Regions from separate parts of the Homo sapiens genome. Here region 1 is linked to region 2. The links are chromatin contacts, found by Hi-C or POLR2A ChIA-PET in ENCODE. All regions are on one chromosome and are shown on one strand. Each heading gives the region's core, a stretch centred on a gene start or an enhancer-like site at or near the end of the contact. The rest is flanking DNA. Distances are from core to core; before and after follow the strand shown. Region 1 holds the start of PSEN1 (presenilin 1). Region 2 holds the start of MAP3K9-DT (MAP3K9 divergent transcript).

What was found. Hi-C counts contacts between places; a loop is a spot of excess contacts on that map. ChIA-PET counts read pairs that join two places held with the same protein, here RNA polymerase II (POLR2A). Pooled maps may share reads with other maps.
Region 1: a pooled map shows a loop between it and region 2 (6-fold over the local background). The contact joins the promoter of PSEN1 here to the promoter of MAP3K9-DT in region 2. A Hi-C loop is called at or near these places in 5 of 50 pooled maps. POLR2A ChIA-PET finds 5 or more read pairs at or near these places in 2 of 52 experiments (CD4-positive, alpha-beta T cell and Caco-2).

Annotation. Positions count from the first base shown.
Region 1 is chr14:73,135,077-73,140,530 of GRCh38, forward strand. It overlaps PSEN1 (presenilin 1), which reads left to right and starts at 1,431. Exons shown (of 12, transcript NM_000021.4): 1 at 1,431-1,507. RefSeq lists silencers at 1,211-1,290, 1,551-1,610 and an enhancer at 1,781-1,890.
Region 2 is chr14:70,806,056-70,812,012 of GRCh38, forward strand. It overlaps MAP3K9-DT (MAP3K9 divergent transcript), which reads left to right and starts at 2,729. Exons shown (of 2, transcript NR_184164.1): 1 at 2,729-3,232. It overlaps MAP3K9 (mitogen-activated protein kinase kinase kinase 9), which reads right to left and starts at 3,458. Exons shown (of 12, transcript NM_001284230.2): 1 at 2,711-3,458. The coding sequence starts at 3,116. RefSeq lists an enhancer at 2,020-2,079 and a silencer at 3,020-3,659.

The DNA.
Region 1 (5,454 bases), core at 181-2,680, 2.3 Mb after region 2:
AAATGTATATGTGCTGCTGACAAGCATGAGCACTTGTAAATGAACAAACTAAAATCCCTACTCTTGTTAAAGTGGGGGAGGTGAAGAATTTTAAAAACATCTTTTTTCGTTCAACCTTCTCCCACAACTTATCTTTCATTCTGCTAATGGAAAATATTACTTTTGTTCTTAAATATGAAGCTTTTGTGTGTAAAAAGTATTAGAATCTCATGTTTTTGAACAAGGTTGGCAGTGGGTTGGGAGGAGGGATTGGAGATTGATGCGATAGGAATGTGAAGGGATAGCTTGGGGTGGATTTTATTTTTTAATTTTAATTTTTATTTTTTGAGATGGAGTCTTGCTCTGTCTCCCAGGCTGGAGTGCAGTGGTGTGATCTCAGCTCACGGGTTCAAGCGATTCTCCTGCTGCAGCCTCCCGAGTAGCTGGGATTACAGGAGCGCGCCACCACACCCGGCTAATTTTTTTGTATTTTTAGTAGAGACGGGGTTTCACCATGTTGGTTAGGCTGGTCTAGAACTCCCAACCTCATGATCCGCCTGCTTCGGCCTCCCAAAGTGCCGGAATTACAGGCGTGAGCGACTGCACCCGGCCGCTTGGGGGTGGATTTTTAAAGAAACTTTAGAAGAATGTAACTTGCCCAGATACCATGTACCGTTAATTTCATTTTCGGTTTTTTGAATACCCATGTTTGACATTTCTCCGTTCACCTTGATTAAATAAGGTAGTATTCATTTTTTAGTTTTAGCTTTTGGATATATGTGTAAGTGTGGTATGCTGTCTAATGAATTAGACATTGGTACTGTCTTTACCAAAACTGGACAAAGAGCAGGCAGATGCAAAAATCAAGTGACCCAGCAAACCAGACACATTTTCTGCTCTCAGCTAGCTTGCCACCTAGAAAGACTGGTTGTCAAAGTTGGAGTCCAAGAATCGCGGAGGATGTTTAAAATGCAGTTTCTCAGGTTCTCGCCACCCACCAGAAGTTTTGATTCATTGAGTGGTGGGAGAGGGCAGAGATATTTGCGATTTTAACAGCATTCTCTTGATTGTGATGCAGCTGGTTCGCAAATAGGTACCCTAAAGAAATGACAGGTGTTAAATTTAGGATGGCCATCGCTTGTATGCCGGGAGAAGCACACGCTGGGCCCAATTTATATAGGGGCTTTCGTCCTCAGCTCGAGCAGCCTCAGAACCCCGACAACCCACGCCAGCGCTCTGGGCGGATTCCGTCAGGTGGGGAAGGCCAGGTGGAGCTCTGGGTTCTCCCCGCAATCGTTTCTCCAGGCCGGAGGCCCCGCCCCCTTCCTCCTGGCTCCTCCCCTCCTCCGTGGGCCGGCCGCCAACGACGCCAGAGCCGGAAATGACGACAACGGTGAGGGTTCTCGGGCGGGGCCTGGGACAGGCAGCTCCGGGGTCCGCGGTTTCACATCGGAAACAAAACAGCGGCTGGTCTGGAAGGAACCTGAGCTACGAGCCGCGGCGGCAGCGGGGCGGCGGGGAAGCGTATGTGCGTGATGGGGAGTCCGGGCAAGCCAGGAAGGCACCGCGGACATGGGCGGCCGCGGGCAGGGCCCGGCCCTTTGTGGCCGCCCGGGCCGCGAAGCCGGTGTCCTAAAAGATGAGGGGCGGGGCGCGGCCGGTTGGGGCTGGGGAACCCCGTGTGGGAAACCAGGAGGGGCGGCCCGTTTCTCGGGCTTCGGGCGCGGCCGGGTGGAGAGAGATTCCGGGGAGCCTTGGTCCGGAAATGCTGTTTGCTCGAAGACGTCTCAGGGCGCAGGTGCCTTGGGCCGGGATTAGTAGCCGTCTGAACTGGAGTGGAGTAGGAGAAAGAGGAAGCGTCTTGGGCTGGGTCTGCTTGAGCAACTGGTGAAACTCCGCGCCTCACGCCCCGGGTGTGTCCTTGTCCAGGGGCGACGAGCATTCTGGGCGAAGTCCGCACGCCTCTTGTTCGAGGCGGAAGACGGGGTCTGATGCTTTCTCCTTGGTCGGGACTGTCTCGAGGCATGCATGTCCAGTGACTCTTGTGTTTGCTGCTGCTTCCCTCTCAGATTCTTCTCACCGTTGTGGTCAGCTCTGCTTTAGGCATATTAATCCATAGTGGAGGCTGGGATGGGTGAGAGAATTGAGGTGACTTTTCCATAATTCAGGTGAGATGTGATTAGAGTTCGATCTGCGGTGGTGGCAGAGGCTTACAAGAAACACTAACGGGACATGGGAACCAATTGAGGATCAGGGAATAAAGTGTGAAGTTGACTAGGAGGTTTTCAGTTTAGAACATGGCAGAGACATTCTCAGAAATAAGGAAGTTAGGAAGAAAGACCTGGTTTAGAGAGGAGGGCGAGGAAGTGGTTTGGAAGTGTCACTTTGGAAGTGCCAGCAGGTGAAAATGCCCTGTGAACAGGACTGGAGCTGAAAACAGGAATCAATTCCATAGATTTCCAGTTGATGTTGGAGCAGTGGAGAAGTCTAAGCTAAGGAAGGGGAAGAGGAGGCCAAGGCAAACACTTAGGAACACTTGCAACGAGGGGGTGGAAGAAGAGCAAGGAGCCAGCTGAGGAGAATGAGTGTGGTTGGAGAACCACCACAGCGCAGGGTCGCCAGAGCTGAGGAAGGGGAGGGAAGCTTCAGGAAGGAAAAGGTTGGCAGGGATTTTGAGTGTTAGGCCTGGTGTAGCAGAAGGAACAGAAGATTTAGAGCAGCGCTAGCCAATAGAAATAAAATGTGAGGCCCGGGGCGGTGGCTCACGCCTGTAATCCCAGCACTTTGGGAGGCCGCGGGGCGGATCCTTGAGCTGAGGAGTTCGAGACCAGACAACACGGCGAAACCCCGGCTCTACAAAAAATTAGCTGGGCGTGGGGGCGCGCGCCTGTAGTCCCAGCTGCTCCCAAGCGAGGCTGAGGCAGGAGAATCACTTGAACCCGGGAGAAGGAGGTTGCAGTAAGCCAAGATTATGCCACTGCACTGCAGCCTGGGCAAAAGAGTGAGACTGTCTCAAAAAAAAAAAAAACCTGTTTTGTTTTTCTTTTGGAGAAAAGGCATACAAATTTATTAGCATGCAGACTGGGAGAACCACAAGGTGATTATCCCTATTTTAAATTTTCTAATAAACATACTATTATTTATTTATTTATTTATTTATTTATTTATTTATTTATTTTTTGAGACGGAGTCTGGCTCTGTCGCCCAGGCTGGAGTGCAGTGGCGCGATCTCAGCTCACTGCAAGCTCCGCCTCCCGGGTTCACGCCATTCTCCTGCCTCATCCTCCCCAGCAGCTGGGACTACAGGCGTCCGCCACCACGCCCGGCTAATTTTTTTGTATTTTTAGTAGACACGGGGTTTCACCGTGTTAGCCAGTATGGTCTCGATCTCCTGACCTCGTGATCCGCCCGCCTCGGCCTCCCAGAGTGCTGCGATTACAGGCGTGAGCCACCCTGCCCGGCCGGCTATTTATTTTTTTAGAGATGGGAGCCTCACTATGTTGCCCAGGCTGGTCTTGAACTCCTGGAGTCAAGTGATCCTCCCGCCTTGGCCTCCCAGAGTGGTGGGATACAGGCACAAGCCACTGTGCCTAGCCATAAACACATTTTTAAAGGTAAAAAAAGGCCGAGCGCGGTGGCTCACCCCTGTAATCCCAGCACTTTGGGAGGCCGTGGCGGGCGGATCATGAGGTCAGGAGATCGAGACATCCTGGCTAACACGGTGAAACCCCATCTCTACTAAAAAATACAAAAAAAAAAAAATTAGCCGGGCGTGATGGCGGGCGCCTGTAGTCCCAGCTACTCGGGAGGCTGAGGCAGGAGAATGGCGTGAACCCGGGAGGCGGAGCTTGCAGTGAGCGGAGATCGCGCCACTGCACTCCAGCCTGGGCGACAGAGCCAGACTCTGTCAAGAAAAAAAGAAAAAAAATGTAAAAAGAGGCTGGGTGGCCGGGCGCAGCGGCTCACGCCTGTAAACCCAGCACTTTGGGAGGCCGAGGCGGGTGGATAACCAGATCAGGAGATGGAGACCATCCTGGCTCACGCGGTGAAACCCCGTCTCTACTAAAAGTACAAAAAATTAGCCAGACATGGTGCCAGGCACTTGTAGTCCCAGCTACTCGGGAGGCTGAGGCAGGACAATGGCGTGAACCCAGGAGGCGGAGCTTGCAGTGAGCCGAGATCGCGCCACTGCACTCCAGCCTGGGCAACAGAGTGAGACTTCGTTTTTTTTTTAAAAAAAGGCTGGGCACAGTGGCTCACACCTGTAATCTGCCAGCACTTTGGGAGGCCGAGGCAGGTAGATCACCTGAGGTCAGGAGTTCGAGACCAGCCTCGCCAAAATGGTGAGACCCTGTGTCTACTAAAAATACAAAAAATTAGCCGGGTGTGTTGGCGTGTACCTGTTATCCCAGCTACTCGGGAGGTGAGGCAGGAGAATCGCTTGAACCCAGAAGGTGGAGGTTGCAGTGAGCCGAGATCATGCCACTGCACTCCAGACTGGGCTACAGAGCGAGACTCCATAAGAAAAAAAGAAAAAAAAGGGGGGCAAAAAGAAACAGATGAAACCAATGTGAATAATTTATTTTAACACAATATACCTAACATATTTTTATTTCAATATCTAACCAGTATAAAAATTTACTTGTTTTGCCCTCTAGAGATAGTAAGCTCCTTAAGTAAACAGAAGTAATACCTGATTAATTAGAATTCCCAACCCTCATCAAGTGTGTGCTTATATAGAAGAAACCCAGTAAATGTTTGTTGATTGAAAGATATTAATACTCTTGCTTGGATGAGAGTGAGGAAAAAGGTATTAGTATTGGCTTTTCACAACGCCTTGTACGGTTTCTTGTTTAAGTTGATCAAAGCAAAAGAAAGACTGCAGGCAATGCTAAATATAACAAGTGATTTACAAATTAATTAGACGTAAATAATCATTTTTCATTAAAAATTAGTTGTATTCTGTCCATTTCCTCAGAATTTTAGACAATGATTTTGAATAATCATATCTCCCTTATAGAGTTATTGAAATTAAATAACTTATTGGGAAAGATTCTTTATAATTATACAAAGGTATATAGGACCATAGTCTCATATCCAGAGTTCTGAAATCCGAAAACTAAAAGGTTTTTCTTTTTTTGCTATTCTTTTTTTTTTTTTTTTTTTTTTTTTTGAGACAGAGTCTCCCTCTGTCGCCCAGGCTGGAGTGCAGTGGCACAATCTCAGCTCACTGCAACGTCCGCCTCCCAGGTTCAAGTGATTCTTCTGCCTCAGCCTCCCGAGTAGCTGGGACTACAGGCGTGTGCCACCACACTGGGCTAATTTTTGTATTTTTAGTAGAGGTGGGGTGTCACCATATTGGCCAGGCTGGTCTCGAACTCCTGACCTCGTGATCCACCCGCCTCAGCCTCCCAAAGTGCTGGGATTACAGGTGCGAGCCACTGCACCTGGCCAAGGTTTTTTATAACTAATTTA
Region 2 (5,957 bases), core at 1,479-3,978:
ATGCAACGTCACAACACATGCTCAGAGGAGAAGTTCAAAAGGGTAACTCTGGCGATGAAGTGTCAGTGGCTCAATTTCATTCCAAGTCTTCGGAGACAAGGTTTGTCAATCGTCTTCACTTTCCGAGTGACACAAACTGATCTGGTAGAGCACATAGACTTCAATGACCGCCCATGTTCACCCTCTGATGAACCAAGGCACTGCACTGAAGTTTTATATTTACATACTTAATCTCCCTCATGTAACTTATAAGCAACTTCTGATCTTATCACTTCTTTATGTCCTGGTACTTAACACAGTGTACAGTATCTATCACTCACTAGGTACTCAATAATTAGTTTTTGACTGAAACTAAATTTTCTGAATTATCAAAAATTAATTCTAGTCAAGATCAGAACTCCTAGTGAGGCCAAATAAAAGAACGTGTCAGGTCTTTCAAATGCCATATTCTTCAAGTTAATTCTTTCCATTAGAACAAGTTACTTCCTACTTTCTCAACATCTGGGTTCCAGATTTAGGAATCCACTCTATCCAAGATAACTTGTATGACAATGAAGATAAGTCCTGGCCACCAAATGAAAAAGTAGCACGCTGTTGCCATGCCTAGCTCTGTGGACAGTTTTTCAGCCTAAGTCATACTGACTCTTGACTGCTCTAGCAGCCAGAGCACAAGATATTGAAGAAACCGAGTTCCTGATCACGAACCTCACCTAGCTCTTCTGCTTTGACATTAGCTGTCCCTGAAAACAAAATCACAAAACTTCACCCACAGAATCAAAATCTGACTTATGTTTAAAATGACACTGTTTTCTAACATGCCAGGCTATTCATATTTCTTCCAATATATGACCAAGTTCATTTTCAACACTTTCAAAACACTATGCCAGGATGCTTAGCCTTAAGGCTACCAAACTAGTCCCAAAAAGATGTAGTATCTGGAAACAATTTAAAGTAATTTGCTACCTCCAGGCATTTTAAAGATCAAAATGAAGAAAAATGAAGTTTTAAACTGAATGAGAGGGAGAGGGGGAACCTAAAGATTTGAACATCGATTTGATAGTCAAAACACCAACAGAAAAAGAAGAGCAGAAAAACAAGCGAAGAGGCTATGATTTTGATATTATGTGCTAGTTTTTAAAAAACATCTAAAGATAGGCCAGACACGGTGGCTCACGCCTGTAATCCAACACTTTGGAAGGCCGAGGCGTGCGGATCACTTGAGGTCAGGAGTTCGAGACCAGTTTGGCCAATATGGTGAACCTCATCTCTACTAAAAATGCAAAAATTAGCCAGGCATGGTGGCGGGCGCCTGTAATCCCAGCTACTCAGGAGGCTGAGGCAGGAGAATTGCTTGAACCCGGGAGGCAGAGGTTGCAGTGAGCTGAGATTGCACCACTGAACTCCAACCTGGGAGACAACGAGACTGTCTCAAAAAAACAAAAAAACTCAAGATTAAAGTAACACAATTGCTGGGGTAAAAAATAACTTACAGAGCCAAAAACGTAACTGTTACAAAGGAAATCTTAATATTTAAATATTTAAAGTTGGTCCTTGCTAATGACGTTTTAAAAAATCAACTAAGATGAAAGTATACAAAATAAGGAATAAACAGTAATTAATACATATTAACAATACCTTTTTAACAGATAAGAGATTATGGAAACTCTCAAATACAAAATAGTGTAAACTGCACTAAAGAGATATTTACATGTTTTTTTCTGAAATAAACTAGTATGATTAAGGGATTGTGATGGCAATTTAACTCCCTTGAAAAAAAAAGAAGATTTCATTATAGGGTATGAAATATGGGGCTCCTGGAAAATTGACGGAAACCAGGACACTGGGAGAAAGGCCCTGGGAGGGACCCCTGAGCATGGTCCCCCTGAGATTTGACCAGTTCCAAAGATAGGCAAGGATCTAGAATGAGAAGAAAGAAGAAAATGTATTTCCCAAACAGCCTCACTGTCAAAGGACTGGGATTCAGCCACTGTACCTTGCAATCCTGATCTCCCATGGGGGAACGACATACTTTTTCCTCTCTAATCATCACTTGTCTCACCCCCACTCTCAACACACACATCCCTCTTAGCACATTAATCAGTGAGACTCCTAAAGGTACAACTTCTGAGATATAAGAAATAGGATCCAAGAAATCAACCCGACATTTTACAGGCAACTGAGCCTTGAGTTCACACATGCTTCCGGGACTTGTGAGCCAGCTCAGCCCTGCGGAGACACCCCCATCTCTTTGAAAGCAAATGCCTTTAGGAGGCGGGGACAGGCGTTAGAAGAGGTGGTGGCAAGGTCCCTGATTTGGGGACTAAGGCTAGGACACTAACCACCATCTTGCCATAAACACTTCCAGATTGGGAATGGGGGGCGGCGGGGGGGTGGGTAAGAGAAGGGACTGGGAAACTGGCAAATTCTCAGACTGGGACTTCAGGATGTGGAAATCGGGAGCCACTGCTGAGGTGGCCAACTGAAGGTGAAGAAGCCCAAGCGTCTGAAGTGCGGGCAGGGCCTGAGGCGTCTCGAGCTTATCCAGCAAGCAAAGCCCGGGCAGCCTAAGCGCGCGCCACCCACACCCAGGTCAATCGTCCTCCCCACCCCCCGCCCTCATCCCAGCCCTCGCGCAGTGCTCCCCCCTTCCCCGACCGCCCCCCAGGCCTCCGTCATTCCCCCTCCCCGCCCGGCCCCGCCTTCGCCTTACACTGAATGGGCGGGTAGCAACTGGGGTCCTCGCCGCCGGGCTGGCAGCGGCTGGAGAAGGCGCTGCGCGGGGTCACGTAGTTGCTGGGGAAGATGCCCACCCGCTGGTTCAGCTGCCCGGTCCACCAGCCCTCGTCGCCGGACACCTGCGAGTCCTTGGACAGCACCTCCACCACGTCGCCCAGCCGCAGGGTCAGCTCGTCCTCGCCCGCCGCCTCGTACTCGAACACGGCCGTCCAGTAGGGCAGCGGCGCGTCGCAGCCCAGCTCCCCGGGGCCCACCGCCGCCGCCGCCTCCTCCTCCTCCTCCTCCTCCTCCTCGGCCCCGGCCCCTGCTCCATCCTCCCCCGGCGGGGCGGCAGCGGCGGCGCTCGCTAGGCAGCCGAGAAGCGCTCTGGAGGGCTCCATGGAGCGGCCGATCCATAGGGTGCGGGGCCGCCGCCGCCCGCAGGAGCCGCCGCCGCCTATTGTTCATGCGCCTCCGCAGAGCTGGGAGGACCCCCCCCCAACGACGGCGGCCGCAGGTAGGGCCCGGGCTGGCAGGGCTGGGAGAGCCGGCTCGCCGGCGCTGTTACCGCGGTACGAGAAGAGCGCCGAGCGCGAGCTCTTCGCGCAGCCTAGGGGCGCAGCGGGCCGAGTCCCCGCCTGCCCGCTCGCCCCCCCGGGGGCGGCCTCGTCACCTCTGCCGCCGGTACCTGCTCGCGCAGCCGGTGCCCGCCGCTGCCAGCCGGCCGCCGCTCTCCTCTCCGCGCCGTGCCGTGCCCCGCCCCCCGCACCGCCAGCTCGCCGGGACCACCTGACGCGGGCCTGGCTCCGCCCCAGCCCTGCGGACCCCAGGGGGCTCCGCCCCACGCCCGCCCCGCCCCGCGCCCGCTGCCTTCCCATTGGCTGCGGCCGCCCAGTCCCCGGTTCCTCCGCCGTGGTTGGGGCAGCCTAGCTGGCCGTCTCGCAGGTCCCTCTCACCCCCTGCGCCGCCGTCGCACCGTGCCCTCCCCCATTGCGGGCTCTGTCATTCTCAAACCCAGGTCGACCCACTCTTCCCGCCCACTGGCCCGCCGCAGCTCCCTCCATTGGCTCGCGGCACCTGTCCGTTTCCTGGGAGAGTTCAGCACCTCCCGGCAGGAAGAGGCTCCGGCCTCATTGGGTGCGTGAGAAGGGAAGGGTGGATCCTAAAAGGTAATACTGAGCCTTCATTCAAACTAAAAGGCTGGAAGGGAGGCAGCTGCCTTTGTTTGCCATGGATGGGTAGGGGCTGCACTGAGCAGCACCGGTGTTCTTCATCCGGCTGCACCCCCAACAGAGCTCTTTCTTCCCCAGATCCCTTTTACAGTTGGATTCTCCCTCTTGGATCTGGCTCTGCCTTAGTCCGACCTAGAGGGATCAGCTTCGCCCACGCCCACTCTCACCCGGAACCTTTCATCTCTTATTGAAGCCTTTTAGGCCCATTGGGATGTTCATTAGAACTCTGAAAACTACAGTTCTCCCCTTTATGAGGACTGCACCACAGCTCGCCCTCTCCTGGGTTCCGGTAAGAAGAGATTCCAATACCACTCTTTTTTCAGAATTCAGAAAGGCAAGAGACCACCTTACTGAGCTTCAAACTGGGGCTGGGAACGCTGCCATGAATTGGGCTTGGTCTGTCTGAAGGGAGCCACCTTTTCGACAATCCTTAGACTTCTTTTGCCTGTTGGAATTACACCTTGGATCGTGGCGAAGTCTATAGAGGTCAGATTAAGAAGAACCAAAGCAGAATAAACGTAGAACCCGATGCTGAGTTCACGAGTGAGGACGACCTCTTCCTATATGCTTTGCTATACCCTGCGTTTTGAACATTAAGGACGAGATAGGAGGCCCATAATGTTTCTTCTTGCTTTAATCCTGTCGTGGCAACGTTGACTTCCAGTAAGAAAGGTTCTCTGATCTTTTTTTCTCTTTTCTTTTCTTTTCTTTTCTTTTCCTTTCTTTTCTTTTCTTTTCTTCCAGGGTCTCAGTTTGTTGTCCAGGCCAGAGTGCAGTGGCGCAATCTCGGCTCACTGCAGCCTCAACATCCTAGGCTCAAGCCATCCTCCCACCTCACCCTCCCGAGTAGCTGGAAGTACAGGCTCGTCTTGAACTCTGGGCTGAAGTCATCCACCTGCCTCGGCCTCCCAAAGTGCTAGGATTACAGGCCTTAGCCACCTCACCTAGTCCTCTGAAATTTCTAAATAAGCCAGTGCTGAAGGATCTAGCCCAACTTCTACCAAACTTTGTTACCTTTTCCCCTTCAGTGGTAGGAATAGACATGATTTATTTAGCAAGGGTGAGTGCTTTTGTTGAATTTTAGTTTGGGGTTTATTATTACACAAACTAAAGACAGCGGGGCAATTTGGAAAGATAACTAGGCAGCTGCATGACTTCAGGCAGGTGTCCTAACACTGTACTCTTAAAGTGAGGGGAGTGAACTGGAAGATATCCTGTGTCCTCATAGTTTGAACATTCTGTGGTTCGCTCATCAATATGACTACACTGTATAGTCATAGCACACATTTGAGGTCTTGAAGAAGAGAGATGAGGCTTGTTCTAAAAAGCATCCAGAGTAGGTCTTGAAAAAGGATTTCTGTTTAAGTAAAGACCTAAAACAATGCTCAGATTCCTATTATACATAGGATCCATGAACTGGAAAAGATATGGATGAGTCTGAGTAAATTATCTAGGTTTTGTTTTAGACAAAACCATTCCACTGTCAAGCAGCAGAGAGCAAGGGAGTGGGGATGGAGGTATATTGTGTTTTTTTAAAGGCCATAAGAAAATAATTGTCTTGATAAAATTTTAACTTAGGACTGGGTATGGTGGCTCGTGCCTGAAATCTCAGCAGTTTGGGAGGCTGAGGCAGGAGGATCACTTGAGCCCAGGAAGGAGACCAGCCTGAGCAACATGGCGAGACCCCTATCTCTACAAAAAATGTTAAAATTTGCCAGGCATGGTGGTGCAAGCCTGTAGTCCCAGCTGTTTGAGAGGCTGAGGCAGGAAGATTGCTTGAACCTAGGAGGTCAAGGCTGTAGTGAACAGTGTTTGCTATACCACATTCCAATCTGGTGACAAAGCAAGACCCTGTCTCAAAAAAAAGAATTTTTTTTAACTTGAGGGAAAAAAAGTTTTACAAACTGTAGACACACAGCAAAACAGAAACAGGAAAAAAAGTACTAAAAAGAGAAAAATGTCAGTAGTGGGTCTCTAAGTAGTCGGATTATGAGTAATTGGGTAAGTTTA